Regions from separate parts of the Homo sapiens genome. Here region 1 is linked to region 2. A link is a loop called in an ENCODE intact Hi-C map of the cell type or tissue named here. Cell type or tissue: thyroid gland. All regions are shown on one strand. Links, peaks and the distances in the headings refer to the core of each region. The heading gives the core; the rest is flanking DNA.

Region 1 (14,793 bases), core at 2,072-10,071, 74 kb before region 2:
GACCTCTGGTGGCTGCCAGCAGCCCTCGGCATTTCTTGGCTTGCAGATACAGCACTGCAATCTCTGCCTCAATGGCACATGACATTTTGTATGTGCCTCTGTGACAAGATGTCCTTCTTCTCCTTCTTTTTTGTTTTTTTTTTTTTTTGAGGTGCAGTTTCGCTCTTGTTGCCCAGGCTGGAGTGCAGTGGCACGATCTTGGCTCACTGCAACCTCCGCCTCCCGGGTTCTAATGGATTCTCCTGCCTCAGCCTCCTGAGCAGCTGGGATTACAGGTGCCCACCACCACGCCCAGCTAATTTGTTGTATTTTTAGTAGAGGCGGGGTTTCACCACGTTGGGCAGGCTGGTCTCGAACTCCTGATCTCAGGTGATCCGCCCACCTCGGCCTCTCAAAGTGCTGGGATTATAGGCGTGAGCTACCGCGCCCGGCCGGATGTCCCTCTTCTCATAAGGACCCCTGTCCTATTGGATTAGGGCCCGCCAGAATCCCTCAGGCCCTCCTCTTGATTTAATTGCATTTGCATCTGCAAAGACCCTATTTCCAAATAGGGCTGCAATCACAGGGACCAGGGGCCTAGGACTTGGACATATCATTTTTTGGAGGGACACAATTCTACCCACCTCAGATGGGGAGAATGAAAGGAAGCAACAAACAGCAAAACAAGAGAAATGTTAGTGATTAGATGTGGGAGTGGAAGTAGGATGAAAACAGAAAGAACTCAAATGCCCTGCCGTTGTTACATGAATAACAAAGCTGGGGTAACCGCGGTGTCCTTTTTCCCTTTTTCTCAAAGAGGGACATCCTCAGGCTAGTATTTCAGAAACTTTATCCTAAGTTCTTGGGACTCATAAACACATTGCTGAAACAAACTCCGTCTCACCTGACGACCTCTCTCTCTCCCCCATGGGGCAGGGCTGGGGAAGAAGGAGCGAGCAAGGCCCCTGTCCACCTCACGGAGCCAGGGCCCAATTGCGTTGACTCTTGCTGAGGGCGACACTTTAGAGCCAAGTTCGAGTTGAAGTTCAAGGGCCCAGGATCTGGAGGCATCTGAAGCTGCTCCAGCTCTCAGCTGCCTCAAGGGAAAAGATAGTCTCAGAGATAGTCTAGCACCTGTCTTGGTGAGGAGCCAGGCAGCACATAAGTGTGGGAGCTCCTGCCTCTGACACCAGACATGGCTGAAAGCATTTGTCCTTCTGGAAGATTCCACTTCACCCATCACTCCAGAGTGAGTCAGAAGCCCCTGGAGGGTTTGTGAAAATGCAGATTCCTGGGCCTTACTCCCCAGTGTCTGAGTCACAGGTCTGGGGTGAGAACTCAGAATCTGCTTTCCTTCTTTCCTTCCTTCCTTGCTTCCTTCCTTCCTTTTCTTTCCCTCTTTCTTTCTTTCTTTTTTCTTTCTTTCTTTCTCTTTCTTTCTTTTCTTTCTTTCCTTCCTTTCTCTTTCTTTCTTCTTTCCTTCCTTCCTTTCTCTTTCTTTCTTTCTTTCCTTCCTTCCTTCCTTCCTTTCCTTCCTTCCTCCTTCCTCCCTCCCTCCCTTCCTTTCACTCAGAATCAATTTTCCTTTCTTTGACTCAGAATCTGCCTTCCTTCCTTCCTCTTTCTTTCTTAGACAGGCTCTTGCTTTGTTGCTCAGGCTGGAGTGCAGTGGTGTGAACATGGCTCACTGCAGCCTCGACCTCCCAGGCTCAAGAGATCCTTCCACCGGCCCGATGTCCCTCTTCTTATAAGGACCCCTGTCCTATTGGATTAGGCCCCGCCCGAATCCCGCAGGCCCTCCTGTTGATTTAATTGCATCTGCAAAGACCCTATTTCCAAATAAGGCTGCAATCACAGGGACCAGGGGCCTAGGACTTGGACATATCATTTTTTGGAGGGACACAATTCTACCCAGTTACCTGAGTAGCTGGGGCTAGAAGCACTTGCCACCGTGCCTGGCTAATTAAAAAAAAATTTTTTTGCAGAGATGGGATCTCACTATGTTGTCCAGGCTGGCCTCGAACTCCTGGGCTCAAGTTATCTTCCAGCCTTGGCCTCCCAAAGTGCTGGGATTACAGGTGTGAGCCACCACACCCAGCCTGAGAACCTGCATTTCTATCACATTTCCAGGTGGCCTGGTGCTGCTGCTGCTCTGGAGAACACCTGGAGGAGAACAAAGGCCCATGATGAACGGTTCTCAGCCTAGTGTGCATATGAGAATCACACAGGGAGTTTCAACACACACCAACCCCTGTGCCCGACCCAGACCCTGGGAAACCGCTGAGGGCGGGGTACAAGCGCTGGCCCCCAGGGAGTTCTAATCACTGGCCAAAGTCGGGGTGCACAGCCCAACTCCTTCTCACCCGTCAATGCCACTTCAGATACCACTTCTTCAGCAAGCCTTTCCTGACTTCCTCCAATGGGGTTAGGTCCCTCATTCATGCATTCATTCATTCATTCCACAAACCATCATGCCCCTTGTATGCACCGGGCCCTGTGCTGGTGCTGGGGATTCAGCACCCTCGTGGTGTTTCTCTACAGAAACATGGAGGAAACAAGTGGTGAAAAATCAGGACAGATGATGCCAGGGTGTGATGAATATAGAACAGGACGACGACATAAAGAGCATTCGTTAATTAGAGACAGGGTATCACTCTGTTGGCCAGACTGGAGTGCAGTGGTACAATCGTGGTTCACTGCAGCCTTGAACTCCCAGGCTGAAGCAATCCTCCCGCCTCAGCCTCCGGAGCAGCTGGAACTACAGACACACCTATCACGCCCAGTTAATCTTTTCTTTCTTTTTTTTTTTTTTGAGACAGAGTCCCACTCTGTCGCCCAGGCTGGAGTGCAGTGGTGCAACCTCGGCTCACTGCAACCTCTGCCTCCCGTGTTCAGGTGATTCTCTTGCCTCAGCCTCCCGAGTAGCTGGGATTACAGGTGCACACCGCACCTGGCTAATTTCTGTATTTTTAGGAGAGATGGGGTTTCACCATATTGGCCAGGAGGGTCTCGAACTCCTGAACTTAAGTGATCGGCCCACCTCAGCCTCCTAAAGTGCTGGGATTACAGGTGTGAGCCACTGTGCCAGAGAAGAGGGTTACTTTAGATGGGCTGGTTGAGGAAGGCCTCTTTGAGGAGGTGATGTTGGAGCTGCCCCTCAAAAAAGCCTCCGTGGAGCCCTTTTAAACAAGAGGAGCATTTGAAGCGGGGCTCAGAGCCTGTGCTGAGGTCCTGCGGTGGGCACAGGCTGACCCCATAAGAAGAACCTGAAGGAAGCCAGGGTGGCTGCATCCCAGAGAGCGGAGAGGGAGGCAGAGGAGGGCAGCCCGGGGAGGACCTGGAGTTTATGCAACAGGAAACCAACAGAGTTCAAGCAGGAAGTAACACAATCCCACTCGCTTTGAAAAAGGTCCACTCTGTGCCCCTGGAATGCGCCCTCACCGAGGTGGATTCCTCTCCCTGAAAGCGTTTTTCTCAGGTGTCACGGCAGACTCATTGGTGTGAGAAGAATCTCTTTGTCCCACTGGTGTGTGATCTTTATGAGAAGGTGATTAACGTGCCCCCTTGCCCATAGGAAGTGCTCAGTCGGCACAGTCTGACAGAGCTGGGTGTGGTGGCGGGTGCCTGTTGTCTCAGCTACTAGGGAGGATCACCTGAGCCCAGGAGTTTGAGGCTGCAGTGAGCTGTGATCACCCCACTGCGCTCCAGCCTGGGTGACAGAGCAAAACCTTGCTCTGAAAAGAAGTTTGACAAATGACCCTGTGAGTGTGTATCCAGTGGTCCTCCTTGGCACTGCCCATCCCTGCCCAAACAGGAGCCTCAGCTACCACCAGATGTGTCCAGAAAGATATTTCTGCCCATTGTTTTCCAAAGGATATTTTTGTTTTTGTTTTTGTTTTGTCTTTTTTTTTTTTTTTTTTTTTTTTTGAGGCTGAGTCTTGCTCTGTCTCCCAGGCTGGAGTGCAGTGGTGTGATCTCGGCTCACTGGGTTCAAGTGATTCTCCTGCCTCAGCCTCCGAAGTAGCTGGGATTACAGGTGCCCACCACCATGCCTGGCTAATTTTTGTATTTTAATTAGAGATGGGTTTCACCATGTTGTCCAGGCTGGTCTCGAACTCCTGACCTCAAGTGATCCACCTGCCTCGGCCTCCCAAAGTGCTAGGATTACAGGCATGAACCACCACGCCTGGCCCCCTCCACCTTTTTTTTTTTTTTGAGACAGAGTTTCACGCTGCTACCCAGGCTGGGCGGCAGTGGCGTGATCATGACTCATTGCAGCCTTAACCTCCGGGGCTCAAGCGATCCTCCTGAGTCAGCCTCTGGAGTAGCTGGGACTACAGATGCGTTTGCCACCACACCTAGCTAATTTTTGTATTTTGTAGAGATGGGGTTTCGCCAAGTGGCCCAAGCTGGTCTTGAACTCCTGAGCTCAAGCAATCCTCCTGCCTCGGCCTCCCAGTGTTGGGATTACAGGCGTGAGCTACTGCGCCCAGCCCAAAGAATATTTTTGGAACCAGCTTCTCTGTGGGCTCCAGCCATCCCTGGCAGACGCCTCGGCCTGCAGCCTAAGAACAGTTCCCCCTCAGGAAAGAAACTGACAGCTTTGTGGTTCTGCGTTGAAGGGTAAGGGCATCTCCTAAGCTCCAGTGTTCTTGGTACCCACGCTGGTTTCAGGGAGGCACCTCCTGCCTCGCTCCATGGCAGCTGGCCTCTCTGATGCTGTGGACGGTATCCCTGGGCCTCAGTGGGCCCTGGGCAGAGCGGGTGGGTGTTGGAGACAAGGGGCCAGTGGCAAGAGCTGCAGTTTTCTGGGCAGGAAGGAAAATGTTGGTCCAGTAGGAAAACAGGCAAAACAGATGGGGACTAGCTGGACATGGAGCTGTTTGGTTATGCTGAAGCATGAAACTTCGGCTTTCATTTTAAAAGCCTGTGTTTGGCAGGGCATGGTGGCTCATGCTTGTAATCCCAGCATTTTGGGTGGCCGAGGTAGGCGGATCACGAGGTCAGGTGTTTGAGACCAGCCTGGCCAACATGGTGAAACCCCGTCTCTACTAATAATACAAAAGTTAGCCAGATATGGTGGCGGGCGCCTGTAATCCAAGCTACTTGGGAGACTGAGGCAGGAGAATCGCTTGAACCCGGGGGGTGGAGGTTGCAGTGAGCAAGATTGCGCCATTGCGCTCCAGCCTGGTGACAGAGTGAGACTCCGTCTCAAAAAAAAAAAAAAAAAAGAGCCTGTGTTCTTCAGGCCCATGCACGGTGAGAGGTCAGGTGGTTCTCTTGAGTTAGAAAGTGAACCTCAAAAACTCATCTCCGATTCCAACATAGCAGAGCCCTTAAACACTGGGCCCGGGAGCAAAAGCCCAAAGAAAAGGGGAGAAGGCTGGGTGCAGTGGCTCATGCCTGTAATCCCAGCACTTTGGGAGGACGAGGCAGGTGGATCCCTTCAGCCAAGGAATTTGAAACCAGCCTGGGCAACACAGTGAGACCCTCATCTCTACAAAAAAAATACAAAAACTAGCCAGGCATGGTGGCAGGTGCCTGTAGTCCCAGCTATTCTGGAGGCTGGTGTGGGAGGATTGCCTGAGCCCAGGAGTTTGAGGCTGCAGTGAGCCAAGTTTGCGCCACTGCACTCCAGCCTGGGCGACAGAGAGACCCTGTCTCAAAAAAAAAAAATTTAAAAAATTTAAAAAAAGGGAGGCGAGAAATTCGGACTGTGGACCTTTTGTTCGCTTTTACATACTTTCTTGAAAGCTGCTGCCACGATTGTGATGCTCTCACATTCCACGGTTCAGTTCCTCCGACGCACAACGTTCACTCCTACCTCAGGGCCTTTGCGTGTGCCGTGCCCTCCGCCTGGAATGCTCTCTCTGGGTCTTCCCATGGTTGGCTCTTCATTCAGTTCTCTGTTAGATGTCACCTTTCCAGAGAGCCCACACCCTCCCTCGCTCTCTCTCAAACCGCTGGGTTTTGTTTCTTGCCAGTATTGAACATTATCTGAAGCTGTTTTGATGCCTTATTCCTGGACTTGCTTTGGTGTCTGTCTGCAGCCTCTGGAGTGCACCTCTAGGAAAGAAACCCCTTTTCATGAGCTGTAGTGCCCAGTCCTGGTGCACTGAGGGCACTCCGTGAATACTCACTGAAGGACAAAGTCAATAAAACTGTTGATTGTGGCTGCTGGCTACTTGCCAGCCGGGTTTATATCTGTAGCCATTGAGACTGCTTTTGGCTGAAAGTCCTAGAAAGCACCCAAGAGGTTTAACAATAAAGATATTTATTATTTCCATATAAGGGGAAGTCCTGAGATAGGGCAGCTTTGGGGTTCTCGATTTCATTTTTTTTTTTTTTTTTTTGAGATGGGGTCTCACTCTGTCGCCCAGGCTGCAGTGCAATGGCGTGATCTTGGCTCATGGCAACCTCCACCTCCCAGGTTCAAGCGATTCTCCTGTCTCAGCCTCCCGAGTAACTGGGATTACACGTATGTGCCACCATGCCCGGCTAATTTTTGTATTTTTAGTAGAGACGGGGTTTAGCCATGTTGGCTAGACTGGTCTCGAACTCCTGACCTTGGGTGATCCACCTGCCTTGACCTCCCAAAGTGCTAAGATTACAGGTGTGAGACACTGTGCCCAGGCTTTTTATTTTTAAAATAGAGGCAGGGTCTCACTATATTGGCCAGACTGGACTTGAACTACTGGCCTCAAGCAATATTTCCACCTTGGCCTCCCAAAGTGCTGGGATTACATGCATGAGCCACGGGGCCTGGCGTTCTCAATTTCTTTTTAAATTTTATTTATTTATATTTTTATTTTAAAAATACAGACAGGGTCTTACTATGTTGGCTAGGTTGGTCTTGAGCTACTGGCCTCAAGCAATCCTTCCGCCTCGGCCTCCCAAAGCGCTGGGATTACCTGCGTGAGCCACTGCGCCCAGCTGGCTCTCAGTTTCAATGTCAAGGGGATCCCTGAAAAGCCAGGTTCTCTGCATCTCTCTGCTCTGGCATTTTCTGCAGGGCACAGTGGCTGCCTCTGTCTGGGCATCTCATCCAACAGGACACATGCAGGAAGCATCTCTTCCTTGGTCCATTTTTATCAGCAATGAAACCTTTGCAAGAATTCCCCCAGCTCACCCCCTCTCGTGTTTTTCACCAGCATGTGCTCACATGTCCACCCCTAAGCCAATCGTAGTGAGAGGAACTGTATTACCAAGATGGCTGAGAATAATCAGGATTTCTTCCAGATGGGAAAATGAGGTCCCCCTCTTTGAGCATCTGTGACTGCCGGGAAGCAGATAGACCCTCTGCCTTCAAGAAAGAAGGGGTGAGAAAGCATGAATTTCAGAAAGGCACCAATGGTATCTATCATCACACTTGTTTAATTTCATCCTCACAAAAACTCTCTGAGGTATTACTTGTCCCCATCAGCATGTATCTTGTATTTGACCTCTGAGTGGATCATCTTTTTAATTTTTAAAATTTTTGTGGGTACACGGTAGGTGTATCTATTTATGGGATACATGTTTTGATATGGGCAAGCAAAGTGTAATAATCATGTCATGGAGAATGGGGTGTTCATCCCCTCAAGCATTCATCCTTTGTGTTACAAACAATCCAATTCTACTCTTTTTTTTTTTTGAGATGGAGTTTTGCTCTTGTTGCCCAGGCTGGAGTGCAATGGTACGATCTCAGCTCACTGCAACCTCCGCCGCTCAGATTCAAGTGATTCTCCTGCCTCAGCCTCCTGAGTAGCTGGGAAAACAGGCGCCCACCACCATGCCTAGCTAATTTTTGTATTTTTAGTAGAGACGGGATTTCACCATGTTGGCCAGGCTGGTCTCGAACTCCTGACCTTGTGATCTGCCCGCCTCGGCCTCCCAAAGTGCTGGGATTACAGGCGTGAGCCACCGCACCCAGCCTCCAATTCTACTTTTTTAGTTATTTTACTATGTACAATTAAGTTATTATTGACTCTAGTCACCCCATTGTGCAAACAGTAGGTCTTAGTCATTCTTTCAAATGATTTTTTTTGTACCTGTGAACCACCCCCAACTTCTCCTTTCTTTTAAATTAGAAAAAATTATTTTCGAGATAGGGTCTCACTGTGTTGCCAGGGTTGGTCTTGAACTCCTGAGCTCAAGTTATCCTCCTGCTTCAGCCTCCCAAAGTGCTGAGATTACAGGCGTGAGCCACCCTGACCAGCCTGATATTTATTTTTATATCCCTGTTGTGTAGAAATAAAGAAAAAAAGAGATATTTATTCAAATTCAGTAAAATATTGTGTGTGTGGCTGTGTGTGTTGTGTGCGTCTCTGCATGTGTTTGTGTGTCTGTGTGTGCCAATGTGTGTGTCTCCGTGTGTGTGTGTCAATGTGTGTGTCTGTGTGTGTGTTTGTGTGTCTGTGTGTTGTATGTGTCTCTGCATGTGTTTGTGTCTGAGTGTGTTAATGTGTGTGTCTGTGTGTGTCAATGTGTCTGTGTTTGTGTGTGTCTCTGCATGTGTTTGTGTGTCTGTGTGTGTCAATGTGTGTGTCTGTGTGTGTGCAGGGGCATGTGGAGTTCTCTGAACTAAACTCCATGAGGAATATAATATTTATTAAAAGGAAAGTAATATGATTGTACTAATCTGAAACTCACATATGTATTATTAAAACTCAACCACAGCAATTGTTTAGTCCAAGGATTGACAAACTCTTTCTGTAAAGCAACAGATAATAACTATTTTAACTTTTTGCACTACAGGGCCTCTGTTAAAATTCCTCAACTCTGCCACTGTAGCCTGGACACAGCCATAAACTATATGAATAGGTGTGTCTGGGTTCCAGTAAAACTTTATTTACAAAAACAGGCTGGGGGTCAGGTCAATAAAACTTTATTTACAAAAACAGGCTGGGGGTCAGGTTTGGCCTTCGGGCTGTAGTTTGCCAACTCCCAGTTCAGACTTAGACCAATAAAAGATTGTTTCAGGAGGAATGTTTTATCGCTGACATTTTTTAGAGTTACCGGTGCACAGTGATAAGAAATAGCAACCCGAGTTTGAATAGGCTGGGGGCTGTATCCACTGTTCCAACCTTGGTACACCTCTCATTCCCACTGTGCAGAGGGGGCCCAGGGCTCAGAGGGGCACCCAAGACTCAGAGGGGATACTGTGGGCTGAGAAGGGCAGCTGGAGCTCAGAGGGAATACCTGGGGCTCAGAGGGGCAGCCAGGGCCTTGAGAAGGTGAGCAACTTGCCTAGAAATCCAGTCTGTGTCGCCCAGAGTGTGAATATAACAAAAATCCTCTTGGGCGGCTCCGATCCCTCCTCCCCGTGTGGTGGGGACTCCTTTCTGGGACAGACCCTGGGTCTGAGTCTGTGTTGCTCAGGGAAGCTGACACGGACTCCTGTCACACTCGCCAGCACTTTTCTCTGTGGCTCAGGACAGGGTGGAAAAGTTAGAAAGTCGCCAGGAGTGGGCTTGGGGACAGTTTGGGGGCCCCGAGTCCCCTCATTTCCCTGTCTGGAGGCGCAGAGAACACTCCAGAGGGCCCGGTGGACCTGCTGTCCTCCCTGAGCCCGCCCCACTCACATCTTATCTCTGCCTCCCTGGTTCTCGATCAAAGACAGATCACAGCTGCTCCTCATTGCTCAGGTCCCCTCAAGTCTCCTAACAGATTTCTTGACCCCAAACTTGCACTTTGTGGGAGGCTCCTACCCTCTCTCTGGCTCAGCCTTTTGTTGTGTAGTTTGTTTTTACCATCTTAACCATTTCTAAGTGTACATTTCAGTGGCATTAAGGACATCCACATTGTTGTGTAACCATCACCACCATCCCTCCTGGCACTTTCTCATCTTGCAAAATAGAAACTGCATATGCATTGATCAATAATTCCCCTTTCCCTCTCCCCCAGCCCCTGGCACCCACCATTCTCTTTTCTGTCTCTGTGGATCTGGCTACTCTAGGGAGCTCATGCAAATGGAATCGTACGGTATTTGTCCTGTTGTGGCTTATTTCACTCGCATAACTTCCTCAAGGCCCGTGCATGTCGCAGCGTGCGTCAGAAAGTCCTTCCTTTTCCAGGCTGAATCCTATTCCACCGTGTGGATGGGCCCCAGCTTCTTACCCACCACCCATCAGCGGACACTCGGGTTGCTCCCACCGTTGGGCCATCGTGAACAGCGCTGCAATGAACGCGGTGGCCAGATTCCTCTTCAAGTTCCCAGTTTCATTTCTTTGATACCCAGAAATGAGATTGATGCATCACATGGTAATTCTATGTTAATTTCTTTTTGTTGTTTTTTGTTTTTTGAGACAGAGTCTTGCTGTCGCCCAGGCTGGAGTGCAGTGCCATGATCTCAGCTCACTGCAACCTGCACCTCCCAGGTTCAAGCGATTCACTTATTCCACACCTCTGAGGTGGGTCTTATTAGCCCCATTTTACAGATGGGGCAATCGAGGCCCAGAGAGTTAAGTAACGTGTCCATAGGAGAGCAGGGTTTTGAACCTGGACTGTCTGGCTCCAGACTTGCTGTTTTAAACTATTAGTCAGTTAAAACTAGTAGCCTTCTTCTTCTTTTTTTTTTTCTTCCTAAAGACAGCCTACTTTCTTTTTTTCTTTATTTTTGAGTCAGGGTTTCACTCTTGTTGCCCAGGCTGGAGTGCAGTGGCACGATCGTGTCTCACTGCAGCCTCTACTTCCTGGGCTCAAGCAATGCTCCCACCTCAGCCTCCCGAGTAGCTGGGACTATAGGCACGTGCCACCACGCCTGGCTAATTTTGTGTATTTTTAGTAGAGATGGGGTTTCACCATGTTGCTCAGGCTGGTCTTGAACTTGCTGGCCTCAAGCCATCCTCCCGCCTCAGCCTCCCAAAGTGCTGGGATTACAGGCGTGAGCCACTGCGCTGGCCGTTACCTCCAGGCTTCTACCGCAGCTGCTGGACACTGCCTCTGAGCCTCTCTTTCTCTCCTCTAATTCCTTTCCCACCACAGAATCAGTTCCTGTAGTAGTCTGAGCAGGAAGTGGAGAGAACACTCAAAATTGGGGACTTTGAAGATATATACAAAGGAGCAGGGAAAACGAAAGGGAGAGTGAAGCTGCTCCCCACCCTGGGGCTGAGGGGAGGAGGGCAGGGAGTGTCACCTGGAACCCGGGAGGAGAGAGGAGTCGAGAGAGGTCTGCCTTCCAGGGACCGTGACCTCTGCTCAAGAGCTGCAGCCAGCCTGTGTGTTTCAGTGCAGTGCAGTTGGGGTATCACAGACCACCCCACATGCAGTGACTTGGAGGTGCTATTAATGATACTATTGGGGCAAGAGGTATAAACCGGGGTGACTGCACCGTCTAAGGTGCAGGGGTCCCTGATTGTCTGTTCCTTGGGCACACTGAGCACCTCCCTGACACAGGGCCTTTGCACTTGCTGGTTTGTTTGCCAGAAAGGTCCTCCCCAGGTTCCGGTCTCCCCCCGCCAGCCCCCATCTCCCTGTGGCATTACCTTTTTATTTCTCTCATTAGCACGTAGCACCATCTATAATCCTTATCTATTTATTTGCTTATACATATATTTATAGATAAATAAAAAAACATATATATATTTTAATATCTCTCTCTCTTTCCCTTACTAAAAAGGCCAGGGCAGACCAGACGTGGTGGTTCACACCTATAATCCCAGCACTTTGGGAGGTCGAGGTGGGAGGATCGCCTGACTCCAGGAGTTCGAGACTAGCCTGGGCAACATAGTGCGACACCCATCTCTATTAAAAAAAATAAAAATTAAAAAAAATTAGCTTGGCTGGGTGCAGGGGCTCACACCTGTAATCCTAGCACTTTGGGAGGCCAAGGTGGGTGGATCATTTGAGGTAAGAGTTCAAGATCAGCCTGGCCAACATGGTGAAACCCCATTTCTACTAAAAAATACAAAAATTAGCTGGGAGTGGTGGCAGGCGCCTGTAGTCCCAGCTACTCGGGAGGGAGGCTGAGGCAGGAGAATCGCTTGAACCCGGGAGGCAGAGGCTGCAGTGAGCTGACATCACACCACTGCACTCCAGCCTGGGCGACAGAGCAAGACTCTTGTCTCAAAACAAAACAAAACAAAAAATTAGCTGGTGTGGTGGCACATGTCTGTAGGAGGCTGAGGCGGGGGGATCGCTTGAGCCCAGGGGGTGGAGGCTGCAGTGAGCTTTGAACTCCAGCTTGGGTGACAGAACCATACCCTGTCTCAAAAAAAAGTAAGGCCAGGGCACAGAGGACCTGCCTGCTTTCTTCCCCATCTACCCCCAGGCCCTAGCACACAGTAGGCCTGATACATAGCGAGTGCTCAGCAAGTATTTGCCACATAAATGAATGAATGAGCATGTCCATCCCTTCTCTGGTAGGTAGGACAGGACCAGGTGGTCTCAGAGGAATCTTCTGGTTCCTGGGATAGGAATCATCCTCCTTTCTCCAGCTGCTGTTGAGAGTGGCAGCTGATAGAAACTTCTGTCCTCCAGTGACCTGGCCCACGGAGCAACGTATTAGCTCGCGGCTGCCAGCTGGGTCCTCCCCACACACTTGCACCTTTGTCCTGGAAAGCACGTCTGTGTTGGAGGGTTAGCCCTTGCCAGAGAGGACATATCAGAGTCCCCAAAGGCCAGGGACAAAGGCAAGGATTGATCGCCAGCCCTGAGTCAGAGAGGAAAGACTCCTGGAGGGAAGTCAGTGATCGGGGACTCAGAAAGGCGTGATTCTGAAGGAAGACAGGATTTACAGGGCATCTCAGTCTGCTCAGGCTTCTAAAACAGAGTACCATAGACGGGGAGAGCTTACAGACGGCGGACATCTATTTCTCACATTTCTGGAGGGTGGGAAGTCCAAGATCAAGGCGCCAGCAGATTTGATGGTGGTGAGGCCCTGCGTCCTGGTTCACAGATGGCAGCTTCTCTCTGTGTCCTTGCCTGGTGGAAGGGGAGATGCAGCTCTCTAGAGCCTCGTGTGTCAGGGCCCTAATCCCATCGATGAGGCCTCTGCCCCCATGACCTCGTCACTTCCCAAAAGCCCTACCTCCTAATACCATCACATAGTAATTAGGTTTCAACGTACAAATTTCAGGGGACACATTCAGACTCTAGCACCGGGGCTAAAGTCCAGGGGCAGAGGCTAAGTTTCTGGAGGGGCTGTTTAGGGGCTCTGGAGACCTTCTCTGATATTCACAATATTGCAGGGGGCATTTTGACCTACTGAAGAGAAACAGCTCCTAAAAAGTCACTTGTAGCAACATGAGAGATTCGCATTCTGATTAAAATCTATGCAGGCACCTCCTGCCTCAGAGTCGTTGCCCTGGCTATTCCCTCTGCCTGGAATGTTCTTCCCTGGATCTCAACACATTCCTGCACTTCCTGCAGGTCTTTGCCCAAATGTCACCTTCTCACTGAGGCTGTCTTCAAACACCCCATTTAAATGGCAACCCCTCTCCCCCAGTAGCATTTACACTGTTCTGTTTTTCCCCTAAAGCACGCATCGTCCTCTAACTGCCTGTCCCATGGAAATGCAGCATGCACAAACCACACACACAATTTTAAAAATTTTATGACAGAGGAACCTGTTCTGAAAAAAGAAAAAAAGGTAAAAGAATTTTAGGGGTCATATTTTAAAAAGTAAAAAGAAACAGGTGAAATTAATTTAACTTGTAATATTATTCAACCCTTGGTCAGTGTGTGTGGATGAACCACGTCTACCAGAGTCCAAGGTAAAAGCCTGCCTCTGCCGCCGGGCCACGCAGCTGCCTGGCATGGTGGCCTGGGGCAAGTTGCTCAGCCTCTCTGTGCCCCGGCTCCCTTATCGGTGATATTCAAATAGTGTCATTTCAATGTGTAATCAATATAAGAATATTGAGATGTTTTACGCTCTTTTCATATGAAGCCTTTGAAGTCTGGGATGTATATGACATGGCATATCTCATTCAGACTAGCCCCGGGTCAAGTGTCCCATAGCCACATAGGGCCAGTGGCTACTGTATTGGATAGCACAGCTCTAATATCTTTTTGTTTTGTTTTTTGAGATGGGGTCTTGCTCTGTCGTCCAGGCTGGAGTGCAGTGATGCCATCTTGGATCACTGCAACCTCTGCCTCCTGAGCTTAAGTGATCCTCCCACCTCAGCCTCCTGAGTGTCTGGGACCACAGGTGCGTGCCACCATGCCCAGCTAATTTTTTTTTTTTTAATTTATTGTAGCAACAGGGTTTTGCTATGTTGGCCAGGCTGGTCTCAAACTCCTGAGCTCAAACAAAGTGCCTGCCTCGGCCAAAGTGCTGGGATTACAGGTGTGAGCCACCGTGCCCATAGCTCTAACATTTTATAAAATCCACCAATGATGATGTTTATCACTAATTGTTATTGCTTGTCTATTAACATACCGGACCCGCAAGGCTAGGGGCTTGCTTATGGTCCCTGCTGGGTCCCCAAACGCCCAACATAGTGCCCAGCACAGAGTAGGAGCTCAACGTGAACTGAATGAATCCAGCAGGCACACGTGAGCTCTCTTTCCTCCCTCACCAGCAGCAATCCAGGTGGCAGATGTGGCTACAATGCTTTCCTGGCTGGGCGCGGTGGCTCACGCCTGTAATCCCAGCACTTTGGAAGGCCGCGGCGAGTGGATCACTTGAGCCCAGGAGTTCGAGACCAGCCTGGCCAACATAGTAAAACTGCATCTCCATTAAAAATACAAAAATTGGCCGGGTGCAGTGGCTCACACCTGTAATCCCAGAACTTTGGGAGGCCAAGGTGGGCGGACCACCTGAGGTCAGGAGTTCAGGACAAGCCTGGCCAACACGGTGAAATCCCGTCTCTACAAAAATACAAAAATTAGCCA
Region 2 (14,793 bases), core at 2,662-10,661:
AGGAGAATCGCTTGAACACAGGAGGTGAAGGTTGCAGTGAGCTGAGATCACGCAATTTCACTTCAGCCTGGGTGAGAAGAGTGAAACTCGGTCTCCAAAAAAAAGAGAAGAGATTCACATTACAAAATAAAACAAGAGAGGGAGATAAGTGCCCTTAGTATCACCTCCCACCCCTACCCCTTGCCCCAGAGGAAACCCACAATTATCAGTTTGGGATATATTCTTCCCATCCATTTTTACCCATGTGCACACCTATATGTACGCAGAGAAATACGGAATTGTTTCTTCTTTGAACATCATGAAATCATACTACGTGCATTGTTTTGCAACTGGCTTTTTTCACCTTCGTGACCTTTTCTCAATATGTGTGAAAATGACTGTGTGACTTCCCACTCCCCACTCCCCGTGGTAGTTACTGCAAAGACCCTGAGGGCTAGGGACAAATCGTACCCCAACCGGTGCCCAGAGTGGCAAAAATCACCATCTGCAACTGGCAGTAGCCATTCACGATAGATGGAGTTCACATTCATTGTGGCTTGTATATTCCAATATACTGTACATGTGCACGTGATTTTAAACATCCTCATCATACAGAAGATTGGAAAGTGAGCAGTTGGTTTTGTCGAGTCTGGGTCTCGCTCCCCAGAGTCAGTTAACCTGACAGGTTCTGTTTTGGGGTTGCCCGGTGGTGGCCACCATTATGATTTTAAGTAGTTTGCCTGTGTGCCGATTGTTTTCAGGAGGTGCCTGTTGACTTCCGCTCTGAGGGCTGAGCACAGCCGCGCCCCACCTCTCACCTCACCTGCTCACCACACTTCTTTTCCAGATTCAGGCTGGAAATGTGGGTGATAGGCCTATTTTGCAGATGAAAGAACTGAGTCCCTAGCGAAGTTACACATTCAGGGGTCTGGGAGGGGGAAGCTGTGGTAGGCATTCTCTCTGTGTGTCTACATAGCCTGCCCTCTTCCCACCGTGCCAGTATTGGGAATTGAGTGGCCGTGCGTGCACCAGGGTGAGTTAGGTGTGCAGCACCTGAGAGGGCTTATTAAGGGGCCTTGGCCCTACTGAGGGGTCTAGTCTGGATGCTTCCCCCCAGGTTGACTTCTGGCATTCCGATCAGTGCAACATGATCAATGGAACTTCTGGGCAAATGTGGCCGCCCTTCATGACTCCTGAGTCCTCGCTGGAGTTCTACAGCCCGGAGGCCTGCCGGTAATCACTGGGACTCGGGGCCTCCTGGGTTTCCTGGGTAGCTCATGGCCAAATTCTGTGGTGTTGGCTGTGCACTTGGAAAGCATTTTGACTCATCGTGGATTTGACTCAGTAGCCCTTGGCACCAGCTTGAATTCTCTTTGGTCACACCACCAAAAGCCAAACTCCAGCTGCCAATGCCTCTACACAGCCCAAAGAGAGGCTGCTGGTGGTGGTTTGCAGCCAGGTGGTGCTGGGCTGGGAGGAGGGGGCAGGACATGTCAAGTCACAGGGGGCCATAAAATGGAGGCGAGAGGTGGGCTCCCTCTGGCGTCTGGCTGGTGGCCCCCATGACCATCTGGGTGCTGAGACATCAGCTGGCTCTGCTTGGCCCCTTCAGGCTCAGCTCTGTGTCCCATGGTCCCAGTTGTGGGGTAAGAGTAGACAGTGGGTGGCTCCTACAGCCCTTTTCTGGAGGCCTTGCTGTGTCGTGTTCCATTCTGGTCACTCTGGAAAAGTCCTTTACTTAGGAATTCACTCATGTGGACCTTGACTTATCTGCCCTCCCAGCAAACCCTGTGAAGCCCTACTGTGTGCCAGGTGCCCGGTAGTGAGAGGGTGGGCCAAGTCTCCGTTCCCCAGGAGGCTGTGTCCTATCAGGGCAACTCAGGCAAATGCACAAACACTAGAGTGTCAGAGAGTGACAGTGCTTTTGCTCTGTGTGGCCACTTTTTACTATTTTAAGTTTTTACTTATTTATTTATTTAATTTTTTAGAGATGGGGATCTCGCTATGTTGCCCAGGCTAGTCTTGAACTCCTAGCCTCAAGGGATCTTCCTGCTTCAGCCTCCCAAAGTGCTGGGATTGCAGGTGTGAGCTACTGTACCCAGCTGACTTTAAAAGCTGAATTTTAAACTTAAAGAAAAGTTGCATGAGAAATACAAGTGGCCCCCGTCTCCCCTTCACCCAGGTTCACTAGCCGTGTTAAGCCCCCCACCCCCTCTTCTCGCCGAGTGTCTTTTTCCAGAACCATCGGAGAGTAGGTTGGAGGCTGTATGCCCCCTTACCTCCAAATACTCAGTGGGTGTTTTTCAGAAACGAGGACATTTTCTTACATAACCATAATGCTGTTATCAAAATGAGAAAATTTGGCATTGACATAATACTGTTATCTAAGCTGGCACTTTCCTATAAATCAAAATATGCAAGGCACACATGCAATTTAAAATTTTTTAGTGGCTGCATTAATACAAGTAACAAGAAATTGGTGAAATTATTTTTAATAATGTATTTTATTTGACCTCATATATCAAAAATGGGATCATTTCAAGTGTTATTGATGAGGTTTTTTTTTTGTTTTTTTTGCTAGCAAGTATTAGAAATCTGGAATGTATTTTATACTTGCATCCCAATTTGGACTCACCCCATGTCAAGGGCGGGATGGACAGCCATGCGTGCTGAGTGGCTGCCGTGGACAGAGTGGGTAGCACAGTGCATGTTCAAGTTCAGAAGTGCTTTTGAGAAAGTACAGGAGCATGAATGGATGGAGGGTGGATGGGGTGGGTGTGGGGGACGGTGCTGCCACCCGAGGAAGTGACAGCTGAACTGAGATCTGACTGAAGGGCTGAAGTCTGGTGGATGAAGATGCCAGAGGAGACTGTTCTTAGGCAGAGGGAGCAGTGATGCAAAGGGCCTGGGGCAGGAGTGAGTGTGCTTAGGAACTGCAGGGAGGCCCTGGGCACAGGAAGTTGGGGCAGGGCTGAGCAGAGCTTATGCAGGGGCTAGATAAGGTCAATGAATCCTAATGGTAGGTTAGACTAGAAAGGGTCACAGATTTTCAGCAGGGGCATGATATATTCTGTTCTTTTTTTAATTTCATAACTTTCAAAAACAATTTTATTTTTAGAGACTGGGTCTCACTATGTTCCCCAGGCTGGTCTCACACTCCTGGGCTCAAGTGATCCTCCCACCTCGGCCTCCCAAAGTGCTGGGATTACAGGTGTGAGCCATAATGCCTGGCCTCTGTTCTTTTGTAAAACTCCATCTGGCCACGGCTAATACATTGATGTGGGTGGGGAGGCAGAGTCGGAGCGGAGAGGCCTGTTAGGAGGTCGCTGCAGCTCCGCGGGTGAGAGATGGGGGCGGTTTGGACCCGGGAGGTGGTAGCGCCCGTGGGGAGAAGTGGCTGGATCTGGGCAGCCTTTGGCAGGGCCTGGCTCTGGCCGCCGGGTCTGGGTGTCCCCTCTCATCCTGTCTGTCCCCTGCAGATCCATGAAGCTAATGTACAAGGAGTCAGGGGTGTTTGAAGGCATCCCCACCTATCGCTTCGTGGCTCCCAAAACCCTGTTTGCCAACGGGTCCATCTACCCACCCAACGAAGGCTTCTGCCCGTGCCTGGAGTCTGGAATTCAGAACGTCAGCACCTGCAGGTTCAGTACGTGCCGTCCCCTGTGCTGGGATGGCGGGAGGGTGTGAGGGTGGGGCCAGCTGAGGGTTTATCTGCCCAGTGCTGTCTGCTTAATCTCTGGCCTCTGTACTCTTGATAATCCCATTAGGCGAAGATAATGAGGCCGCAGGAAGATAATCTGAAAAGGAAGAAATGCCAGGTCTATTAGTTGCTGTCACAATATATTGCCATGAACTTCAGGGCTTAGAACAACACACACTGGTTATCTTGCAGTTCTGTAGTCAGAAGTCTGCGTGGGTCTCACCGCGCTCAGAACAAGGCGGCTGTGTTCCTTCTGGAGGCTCTAGGAGAAGCTGCGTCTGCCTTTTCTGGCTTCCAGAGGCCCCTCTGTGTTTCTTGGCTCCCGGGCCCTTCCTCCACCTTTGAGGCCAGCAACATGGCATCCTTCTGATCCACTCTGTCCTCATATCTCTTCCTCTCCTCCCTCTTCTGCCCCCTCTTCCAGTTCTAAGGACCCTTAAGACCACATCGTGCTCTCCTGGATACCCCAGGACAATCTCCCCATCTTGTTTATTATTATTTTTTTTGAGACAGACTCTCACTCTGTTACCCAGGTTGGAGTGCAGTGGCGCCATTTCAGCTCACTGCAACCTCCGCCTCCCAGGTTCAAGTGATCCTCCCACCTCAGCCTCCCGAGTAGTTGGGACCACAGGCGTGCACCACCACACCTGGCTAATTTTTTGTATTTTTGGTAGAGATGGGGGTTTCACCATGTTGCCCAGGCTGGTCTTGAACTCCTGACCTCAAGTGATCTGCCTGCCTCGGCCTCCCAAAGTGCTGGGATTATAGGTGTGAGCCACCGCGCCCAGCCTATTTTTATATTTTGAGACAAGGTATCACTCTGTAGCCTGGAGCTGGAGTATAGTGGTGCGATTATAGCTCACTGCAGCCTCGACCTCATGGGCTCAAGCGATCTTCCTGCCTCAGCCTCCTGAGTAGCTGGGACCGCAGGTGTGGGCCATGATACCTAGCTAATTTTATTTTTGTAAAGTTTTTATAGAGATGTTGTTTCACCATGTTGCCCAGGCTGGTCTCAAACACCTGGCCTCAAGTGATCCACCTGCCTCTGCGTGTTAAAGCAATGGGATTACAGGTGTGAGCCACTGTGCCCGGCCCAATTTCTGGACCTTCAAGGCAGCTGCTGAGCAGGCCCAGCGCCCGTTTACCCTGTGACCTGACATAGTCATGGGTTCTGGGGCTTAGGGCATGTACGTGTCCTAAATGACATGAAATGAGGCTGGCGAGGGTCTGTGTGTTACGTAACATCTTCTCGTTCCGCAGTGTGGGTGGCTAGGCAGATGTGATGACTGCTGTTGGCGTCGGTCCCCTGACATTGTTGGTGTGTCTCAATTGTGTGCCAGTCCCTGAGACACCCCCACCTCAAGTTGCTCAGTTTGGACCCTCGGGCGTCAGTTTGTTTCCCTGTCCTCACCCAGCTCTTCCAGTGCGTCAACAAGCCCAGATGGCTTTACCTCCAGGTTGAGTCCTCACTCCTTCCTCTCTCTTGCTCCCCACCCCAACCCCCGCCTCATTGTCCAGGCCACGGACACGTCCTTCCTGGTGATCCAGCCCTTTCAGTAGCCCATCCCTCAATGCAGTGTTGCCGCCTTACCATCCATCCCCTAGACCATCCAGTGCGGTCACTGCTGGCCTCTTGCGGCTGTTTAAATTGAAATTGATTTAAACGAAATCAAATTAAAAGGCAGTTCCTTGGTTGCACCGGCCGGAAGTTAAATGCTCATAAGCCATGTGTGTCTAGCAGCTACTGTCTTGGATAGCACAGATAGAGAACATTTCCATCATCATAGGAAGTTCTGTAGCACTCCCGACAGCAGCGGAGGGATCTTTTAACAATGCAGGCCGAGTGTGGTGGTTCACGCCTGTAATCACAACCCTGTAGGAGGCCGAGGTGGGAGGATCACTTCAGGCCAAGAGTTCGAGACCAGCCTGGGCAATATAGCAAGACCTCTCTCTGGCCAAAAAAAAAAAAAAAAAAAAAAAATTAGCTAGGCATGGTGGTGCATGCCTGTAGTCCTAGCTACGTGGAAAGCTGGGGTGGAAGGATGGCCTAAGCCCAGAGGTCAAGGCTGCAGTGAGCTGTGATCACCCCACTGCACTCCAGCCTGGGCAACAGAGGAAGACCCATCTCGAAAAATATGCAGATGGCCGCCGTCCTCTTAAAATGTCTGGCAGCTCTGTCTGCATTCATAGTGAAGTCCAAACTCCCACCATGGCCCTGGGCCCTGCAGGATCCAGCCCCTACCGGCCTCTCTGAAGGATCCAGCCCCACCAGCCTCTCTGACTCCATTTCTCCCTACACGTCCCCTGTTCATTATTCTCCAGCCCTGATGCCTTCGCCCTTTTTCTAAAGTATACCAAGGTCAGTGCCTTGCACTGTGGTTTGCATGGGTTGCTTCCCCTGCTTGGAGAGCTCTTTGTCTGGATTTCTGAGTGGATCATCCCTCACCTTCTTTTGGCCTGCATGCAAATGCCACCTCCTCCGGGAGGCCTCCTCTGATTTCCTGTTCTAAAGTTGCCCCCTCTCCCACCTGCTGCTCCCTATGGCTTCCTCTTCTTGTCTTCTTGTCTTGGTCTTCTTGTCTTCCTCTTCTTGTCTTGGTGCTCATTGCTCCCTGAACTCATGGACTGTGGATTTTATTCATTGCCCCTTCCATTCACTGTCATCCCTGTAGGCAGGGCCCCAAGCTCCTCTTGTTGGTTTTATTCTTAGCTTCTAGAACTGTGCCCCGCATGTAATGGGTACTCATACAGTATTTGAATATAGGGATGGTGAGTGCGTTCTGTACTTAGGAAATTGAGGCCTGATGCTGGATGCGACCAAGGTCACAGGGTTGGTAGGACCGGAAGCGGCCCTCTATTTGACTGTGTCTTGCCTTCTGGGAGCCTTTTTGGTTGAAGCCCCGTCCTCCAGCTGGCAATGGCGACTCTAAAGGACTGGTCTGCAACAGGGGTCAGGAGGAGGGGCTGTCAACAGATTGGATGCTTTCCCCTATTTCAGGCAGAATGGAACAACCTGTGAATGAATGGTTTGGAGCTGGGGCCTGGGACGCCCGCTGCTGTCTCCTGGTCCTGTCTGGCCCGTCTGGGCATTGGCCTCTGCTTGCTTCATTCTTTGCTGGTATCGGCGGGGATTTCTGCTCCTAAGGTTGAGGATGTTACACACCCAATAGGTGTGCTACAGCAACTGTCGCAAGTGGCAGATGCTGGACTCCACCTGATTTAGGCCAAAAGGGCACTTCTTGGTTTGCGTAATGAAAAATTCCAGGGCAGATCTCTGCATTAGGCACAAATCCAGAACTTAGATGTTGTCTGGAAGCTGCCTCTGCCAAGTCCCAGCTCAGTTTTCTGCTGGACTGGCTTTGCTGCCAAGCAGGCTCTCCCTCCTGGCTGCCTGTGGAGGCTCCAGGCTCACCTCCGCCCAGCTCCGAGTCCTGCAGAAAGGGGGCCACCTGTGTTTCCTTCACTCCAGCAGAAGTTCCAGGGTTTGCTCTAATTGGTCTGCCTGGCTCCCATGCCCAGCTGTAAACCAATCACAGTAGCCGAGGTGGACTATGCTGATTGGCCAGGCTTGTGTCACATGCTCAGATGGCTCCTGGGTGGGCCGGCCCCACTCCAAGCACAAGGCTGAAAGTAGGGAAGGCTTAAAGTGGGGGTGTAGGTACCAGGAGAAGGGGGAGAAACGACATGCCCATCCCCTCCAAGGGCGTGGGACGAGGTGTGTCCCGCCTTCTCTTAGCACATCTGCCAAAAGAATTTCAAAAGCGCAAAGGAATTTTAAAATCTTTATTTAAATAGAGTTTTTTCTTATATTTATTTATATTTTTGAGACAGGGTTTCTCTGTTGCCCAGGCTCAAGTGCAGTGGTGCAATCACAGCTCACAGCAGCCTTGACCTCCTGGGCACAAATGATTCTCCCACCTCAGCCTCCCAGGTAGCTGGGAGCACAGGTACACACCACCATACCTGGCTAATTTATTTTATCTTATTTCAATTTTTTTTTTTTTTTTTTTTTTTTTTGTAGAGGTGGGGTTGTGCCGTCTTGCCCGGGCTTAGTTTTTGCTTCTAAATAAAATATACATAGATACAAAGAAGTTCCCAGATGACTCATGCAGTTTTTGGGGTTTTTTGCTTTGTTTTTTGAGACAGGGTATCACTGTCGCCCAGGCTGGAGTGCAGTGGTGCCATCATGGCTCACAGCAGTCTGACCTCCATCACTCAATTGATCCTCTTACCCCAGCCTCCTGAGTAGCTGGGACTACAAGCGGTTGCTACCATGCCCAGCTAATTCTTAAATTTTTTTTAAGAGACGGGGTCTCACCATATTGCCCAGGCTAGTCTTGAAGTCCTGGGCTCAAGTGATCCTCCCGCCCAAAGTGCTGGGATTACAGGCATGAACCGCTGCGCCTGGCTGACACCTGCAGTTTGAAACTTCACAAAGTCAACGCACCCCGTGGCCAGCACCCTGACTGAGAAACAGACAGGACAGGCCCTGGATGCCACTCGCGGTCCTCCCACCGCCCTGACATCCAGCCCCGGAGCTCAGCTGGTTTGCATCTTCATGTGAATGGACCCATAATGCTAGACTCCTTTTCCTCCTTTTCTGGTCCGTGCACCCCTTAGCACCCTGGTGCAATTCGTCCGTGACGTTGTGGGTGGTAGCAGCCCCTCCTCTCCGTTGCTGTGTGGTGTTCCATCGTGGGTGCCACCTCCATCTTCTCCTTCCATTGCTCCTAGGCATCCAAGTTCCTGTTTTTCGACCGTGACCGTGGTGCACACGTGTCGTTTGGTGCACCTATGTCTGTGTTTCTGTGGCATGTTATCTAAAGAGTAAAGGTACCATGCCTTTGCCTTTCTGGGCCTTGAAATCTGTTGGACTCAGACAACTCCCTCATCTCAAACCTCCCTGTTGCGTGAGGGCATCCGACTTGCCTCACAGAGCCAACTAATTATCATCGGTGGCAATCCTGGGCAATTATGTCTGGCTAGATATGCCATAAAGCTACAAATTAATTACCACTTACAGCTGGGAAGATCTCTCTCGGCGTGCTTGGTAATAACATTGGAAGAAACACGTGCGTGGGTCCATGCAGGCTCGGCCTCTGAAGCAAGGGCGGGGGCTGGCAAGTTGTTCCATCCCACCTCGGTCTCCACCTGGGGCTGTGGGCAGGCCAGGGCTTGTTTGAGATTCCTCCAGAGTTCGGCTCCGTGGCTGCCTCCTCCACGGAGGAGGCACGAGAGGCAGCGTTTTCCAGATTGTGGAGGACACTGTCCCTGCGGGTGCTTGGGATGGCTTCAGAAGGTCCAAGGAGGTGAGAGTGAGCTTCTGGGTCCATGCTCTTTTCCTCCTTGCCATCACCTGCAGGAGAAGGTCTCTTGGTGTTGAGAGGACTTGAAGAGCCTTCCACACTCATCAGCCTTTTTTGTTTTGTTTTTTCTTTTAACAGAAAAAGAGCAGGGCTCCCAGTTAAAGCCTCATGCAGTAACAGGTTCTAGTTAGAACTTACAACATCATTATTTTCCACGGTATTTTTTAACTATGTCTTTTTTTTTTTTTTTTGAGACACAGTCTTGCTCTGTTGCCAAGGCTGGAGTGCAATGGTGCAATCTTGGCTCACCACAACTTCTGCCTCTTGGGTTCAAGCGATTCTCCTGCCTCAGCCTCCTGAGTAGCTGGGATTACAGGTGTGCACCACCAGGCCCGGCTAATTTTGTATTTTTAGTAGAGACGGGGTTTCTCCATATCGGTCAGGCTGGTCGTGAACTCCCAACCTCAACTGGTCCACCCGCCTCGGCCTCCTAAAGTGCTGGGATTACAGGCGTGAGCCACCGCGCCCGGCCCTTTATTTTATTTTATTTTTTTTGAGACACAGTCTTGCTCTTTTGCCGAGGCTGGAGTGCATTGGTGCAATCTTGGCTTACTGCAACCTCCGAAAACTATTGTCCAGGCTGGAGTGCAGTGATGCGATTTCAGCTCCCTGCAGCCTCCGCAACCTCTGCCGCCCAGGTTCAAGCAATTCTCCTGCCTCAGCCTCCCGAGTAGCTGGGATTACAGGCACATACCATGCTCAGCTAATTTTTGTATTTTTAGTAGAGACGGGGTCTCACCATGTTGCCCAGGCTGGTCTTGAACTTCTGACCTCAAGTGATCCACCCGCCTTGGCCTCCCAAAGAGTTGGGATTACAGGCATGAGCCACCGTGCCTGGCCTCTGATTCAAGTTTTTGTTTTGTTTTGTTTTGTTTTCCTTACTGAGGCAAAATTCTTGTAACATAAAATTAACCATTTTAAAGTGAATGATTCAGTGGCATTTAGCAGGGTCACAAGGTTGTGCAGCCATCACTTGTATCTCGTTCCAGAACATTTCTGTCACCCCAAAAGGAGACCCAGACTCATCAGAAGTCACTCCCCGCCCCCTCCCCCAGCCCCTGGTCACCACCCGTTGGCTCTGTCTGTGGATTAGCACTGTCTGGATCCTTGTGAGCTTTTTAAAAAAAAATTGTTTTTCTTTTGAGACAGGATCTTGCTCTGTTACCCAGGCTGGAGTGCAGTGGCACGGTCACGGCTCACTGTAGCCTCAACCTCTGAGGCTCAAGCGATTTTCCTGCCTCAGCCTCCTGAGTAGCTGGAACTACATGCAGGTGCCACCATGCCCGGCTAATTTTTGTAGAGATAGGATCTTGCCATATTGTCCAGCCTGGTCTCCAATTCCTGGGTGCAAGTCATCTGCCTGCTGAGGCCTCCCAAAGTGTTGGGATTACAGGTGTAAGCCATGGCGCCTGGCCCTCGTGAGCTTTTGAGAGAGGCCCGCTCGCTGTTCCTTGTTAACTTGTCCTTCAGGCCTGTTGTCCATTGTCCCGAGGGTGAGCTGGTGTTTGCCTGGTTTGGTTGGTCAGTGGCGAGGTTGAGCTCACATTTGTAGCAGGTGTGTCTACAGGGACACACTCCTGTGGATGCAGGGAGATCTGGCCACAGGTGCACACACCTGAGCTCCGATCATTGCTGCGTGTCCTGCAGGGGACAGTGTGGGCTGCTTGGCTTGCGCTTGAGACTCCCCTCCCCACACCCAAGTTCAAATCTGGCGTTGCCTTTTCCATCCGTGCCTCCCTAGCACCCTTGTGCACCATGCATTTCCCCCTCCCCACGCTTGCTTCTGCCTTCCCTTCCACCTGGAATGCGCTTCCCGGGCATCCTTCACCTGGCTCCTGTGAAGAGGCCTCTTCCTTCTTTTGGTCTCTCCTGTCAGAATCAGCGGCTCCTGCCTCACCCCTTCTCTGGCGCAGAGCTTGTCCCTCATCACAGGGCCTGGGGCTTTTTACAGAATGGAGGAAGGGATCCTCTCTGTCTGGTTATCTTGTCATCGCCACGGGGGTGCCCTGCAGACCACAGCTCTGTGCAGACCTCCGGCCTGGCAGGACCTGCCAATATACTGTCCTTGTCTGATGTCCCCTCCCTGCCCCTCTTCTAGGTGCCCCCTTGTTTCTCTCCCATCCTCACTTCCTCAACGCTGACCCGGTTCTGGCAGAAGCGGTGACTGGCCTGCACCCTAACCAGGAGGCACACTCCTTGTTCCTGGACATCCACCCGGTGAGCCCCTGCCATCCTCTGTGGGGGGTGGGTGATTCCTGGTTGGAGCACACCTGGCTGCCTCCTCTCTCCCCAGGCAGAGAGCTGCTGTGGGCTGGGGTGGTGGGAAGCCTGGCTTCTAGAATCTCGAGCCACCAAAGTTCCTTACTTCACCCCGACTCCATAGTTCAAGGTAGTTCAAGGGTTTTATGATCCCTGTACTGGTTTCTATAAATGGGCTCTAAGACAGTAAATTAATTAGAACTTATCAGCTGGGATGTCTCCTACATGTGAGCTGGAGGCAGCCCTCTGGATGTGTCAAGATACCATAAAGATCTTTAGGTACCAAGAAGAGCCTGGGGTATTTTGCAGATAAATCACACAGGGAATTTGTCCCGTGTGAAGTTCTGTCTACAAGCAGGGAGCTGGACATGTGGCCCTCCCAAGGACACTCCTTCAGCTTGTGGCCTCTTCTCTTGGCACCTCCGTTCTCTGTAAAATATGCCCAGTTGGTCTTGGTGGCTGCTACCATTGATTCAGAAATCTGTGGTTTTCTGTTTCCTGGGTGGGCACTTGTGGTCTATCCCATGGGCCTTTAACAAAATTATTATTATTTTTGAGACAGGGTCTCACTCGGTTGCCCAGGCTGGGGTGCAGTGGCATGATCATGGCTCACTGCAGCTTCGACCTCCCTGGGTTCAGGTGATCCTCCCACCTCAGCCTCCCTAAGTAGCCAGGACTACAGACATGTACCACCATGCCTGGCTAATTTTTATATTTTTTGTAGAGACGCGGTTTTGCCATGTTGCCCAGTCTGGTCTCGAACTCTTGGGCTCAAGCGATCCTCCTGTCTTGGCCTCCCAAAGTACCGGGATTACAGGCATGAACCGCCGTGCCCAGCCAAAATTAATTCTCTAAATTGAAGAAGAAAAGCTGTCTATTTTTGAGTGTACAACATGATGTTATGATGTATGTATATAACTTGTGGAATACCTAAATCAAGCCAATTAACATATGCATTACCTCACATACTGATGATGTATTGGTGCTGAGAACATTTAAAATCTACTGTCAGCAACTTTCAAGCTTACAATACATTGCTATTCACTCTAGTCACTGTGTTGTATTGTATAGTACAATACAGTGACTGTTGCTCTATTTCCCAGTAGGTCTCCTAAACTTACTCCCCCTGTCTAACTGAAATTTTGTATCCTTTGACGGACTTCCCCATCCCTGCCCCTGGTAGCCAGTATTCTACCCTCTGCTTCCATGAATTCAACTTTTTTTCTTTTTTTTTTCTGAGATGGAGTTTCACTCTGGTTACCCAGGCTGGAGTGCAGTGGCACGATCTCGGCTCACTGCAACCTCCGCCTCCCGGGTTCAAGCAATTCTCCCTGCCTCAGCCTCTCAAGTAGCTGGGATTACAGGCACACACCACCACACCCGGCTAATTTTTGTATTTTTAGTAGACACAGGGTTTTGCCACGTTGGCCATGCTGGTCTCGAACTCGTGACCTCAGGTGATCCACCCGCCTCGGACTCCCAGGTTGCTGGGATTATAGGCGTGAGCCACTACGCCTGGCCTGAATTCAACTCTTTTAGATTCCACATACAGGTGAGGTCATGCAGGGTTTGCTTTCCTGTGCCTGGCCTATTTTACTTCGCATAGTGTCCCCAGGTCCGTCATGTTGTCACAAATAACAGGATTTCCCTGTTTTTATTTATTTATTTTTTGAGACAGAGTCTTGCTGCGTCACCCAGGCTGGAGTGCAGTGGCATGATCGTGGCTCCCTGCAACCTCTGCCTCCTGGGTTCAAGCAATTCTCCTGCCTCGGCCTCCAGAGTAGCTGGGATTAAAGGCACACACCACCACACCTGGCTAATTTTTGTATTTTTAGTGGAGACGGGATTTCACCATCCTGACCAAGCTGGTCTGGAACTCCTGGCCTCAAGTGATCCGTCCACCTCGGCCTCCCAAAGTGCTGGGATTCCAGGCGTGAGCCGCCGCGCCCAGCTGGATTTCCCTCTTTTTAAACGCTGAACAGTATCCCACTGTGTGTGCACCACGTTTCTGCTGCCCATTCATTCACTGACGGACACTTCGCTTGATTCCGTATCTTGGCCACAGCGTACATGGGAGTGCCCCTGTCCCTTTGACACACTGATTTCATTTCCTCTGGGGGGATGCCCGGCAGTGGGATCACTGATCCGATGGTAGTTCTGGTTTTCGTTGTCTGAGGAAGCTCCACACGTTTGCCACAATGCTGTGCACCTTAGGCCCTTCCCGAAGCTCCATGGCGGATGCTGTTCTGCACCATTTTTCTTTGTCCTCCCAGGCCTCCTTAGCCGCTGACTAGGCCCTCTCGGCCCCGGCCCCAGCCCTGGTCTCTGCCTTCCCTCTTTTAGTTAATTCCTCCTCCAGCCTCTCTTGCTCTGCTGGCTTCCGGAGAATTCCACCATGAACACAGTCTCCTGTGCGCTCTCAGTGATCGCTTTCCTTTCAGGGCACGGATTTTCTTTCTTCCCCTCACATCAAGAAAGAAGGGGTTAAGTTTGGGAGCCCAGAGAGAGGCAAACAGCTGTTTTGCCGCAGCCACTTTAGCTGCTGCGTCCAATTCTACCTCCAGATGAGCTTGAGGCCGACGGGGAGAGGAAGTGGCCTTTATTTCTTTGTTTTTTGAGCTGGGCACGTTGGGGAGGGGGATCAGGAGATCAGCTTGCTGCCTGTTGGCCTTTAGCCTTGAAAAACGAACGTGTGTTGGAAGCTGCTTCCGTGTGGCCACTTTTCTGCTCCTGAAACTGGGGGAGGGCATGGGGACGGGGGACTCAACAGGACGCTGCTTATGGTGGTATCACAGCTAAGACTTATTGTAATGACAGAATTCAAAGCAAAATTAGCAAAGGGAAAAAGCACCTTGGGTGAAGTCGGGGGAGGCCAGGCTGGAGCTTCCAGAGTCCTCTTCCAGGGGGTTCCTACAGGATGCACTTAATGTCTTTAGCAATGAGTTGTGACAACATGTAGGAGATGTTGTCTAGCAGGGAAGCTCATTAGAAATTCAGTGCCCATGGTGTTTTGCTAGGGGCCAGTCATGTGGGCACCTCTGCCTGGCAGGTACCAAAATTCTAGGCTCTGGGAAGGAAAGCAGGTGCTGAGCAAGAACCATATTGTTTGTACAAATAATTTCGGCCCAGTGAACTACTCTCATCAGTTAGGGGATGGTGGGGACCCTCCTGAAATCTGGGTTCCCAGATGCCAGCAGAATTCCTAAGGAGAGCAGCTTCAGGCCTGTGGCGTGAACTCTGTTCTACTCACGGGTGATCTCATGCCCATCCCACCAGGCTCTCGAGGGCAAGCACTCCCCAGTCGTGGGCGTAAGTGAGGCCTTTAATGAGCTCTTCTTTGCCACAGGGGCCTGGAAGGTCCTCAGCATGCTGGGCCATAATGAAGAAAACATCCTTTCCCTATAGTGTACGTGATAATAACCTAGGCATTTATGGCCCTGCGTGTGGCTATCTTGCATACCTTACTTTTGCTCTTGCAAAAATTCTGTC

What was found. Hi-C counts contacts between places; a loop is a spot of excess contacts. Peaks named below come from ENCODE experiments on the same cell type or tissue, not always from the same donor. Only the 100,000 strongest peaks of a DNase experiment are listed, where the experiment ranks them.
Region 1: it touches region 2 in a loop (2.1-fold over the local background); 4 of 110 quality-filtered maps call a loop at or near these places.

What each region holds. Positions count from the first base shown.
Region 1 is chr12:124,869,979-124,884,771 of GRCh38, reverse strand. LOC105370050 (a long non-coding RNA gene) reads right to left here. Exons shown (of 3, transcript XR_945488.3): 3 at 7,195-7,282. Among named protein-coding and RNA genes, the nearest start is that of SCARB1, 14 kb to the right of the region's middle. RefSeq lists enhancers at 55-104, 1-193. In thyroid gland, for the core only: no CTCF peak of the experiment used is centred there; a DNase peak (open chromatin) is centred at 6,151.
Region 2 is chr12:124,796,593-124,811,385 of GRCh38, reverse strand. It overlaps SCARB1 (scavenger receptor class B member 1), which reads left to right. Exons shown (of 13, transcript NM_005505.5): 6 at 1,097-1,212; 7 at 3,459-3,625; 8 at 11,144-11,262. Among named protein-coding and RNA genes, the nearest start is that of SCARB1, 60 kb to the left of the region's middle. RefSeq lists enhancers at 12,861-13,371, 13,372-13,882. In thyroid gland, for the core only: no CTCF peak of the experiment used is centred there; a DNase peak (open chromatin) is centred at 6,965; H3K27ac peaks cover 1,069 bases.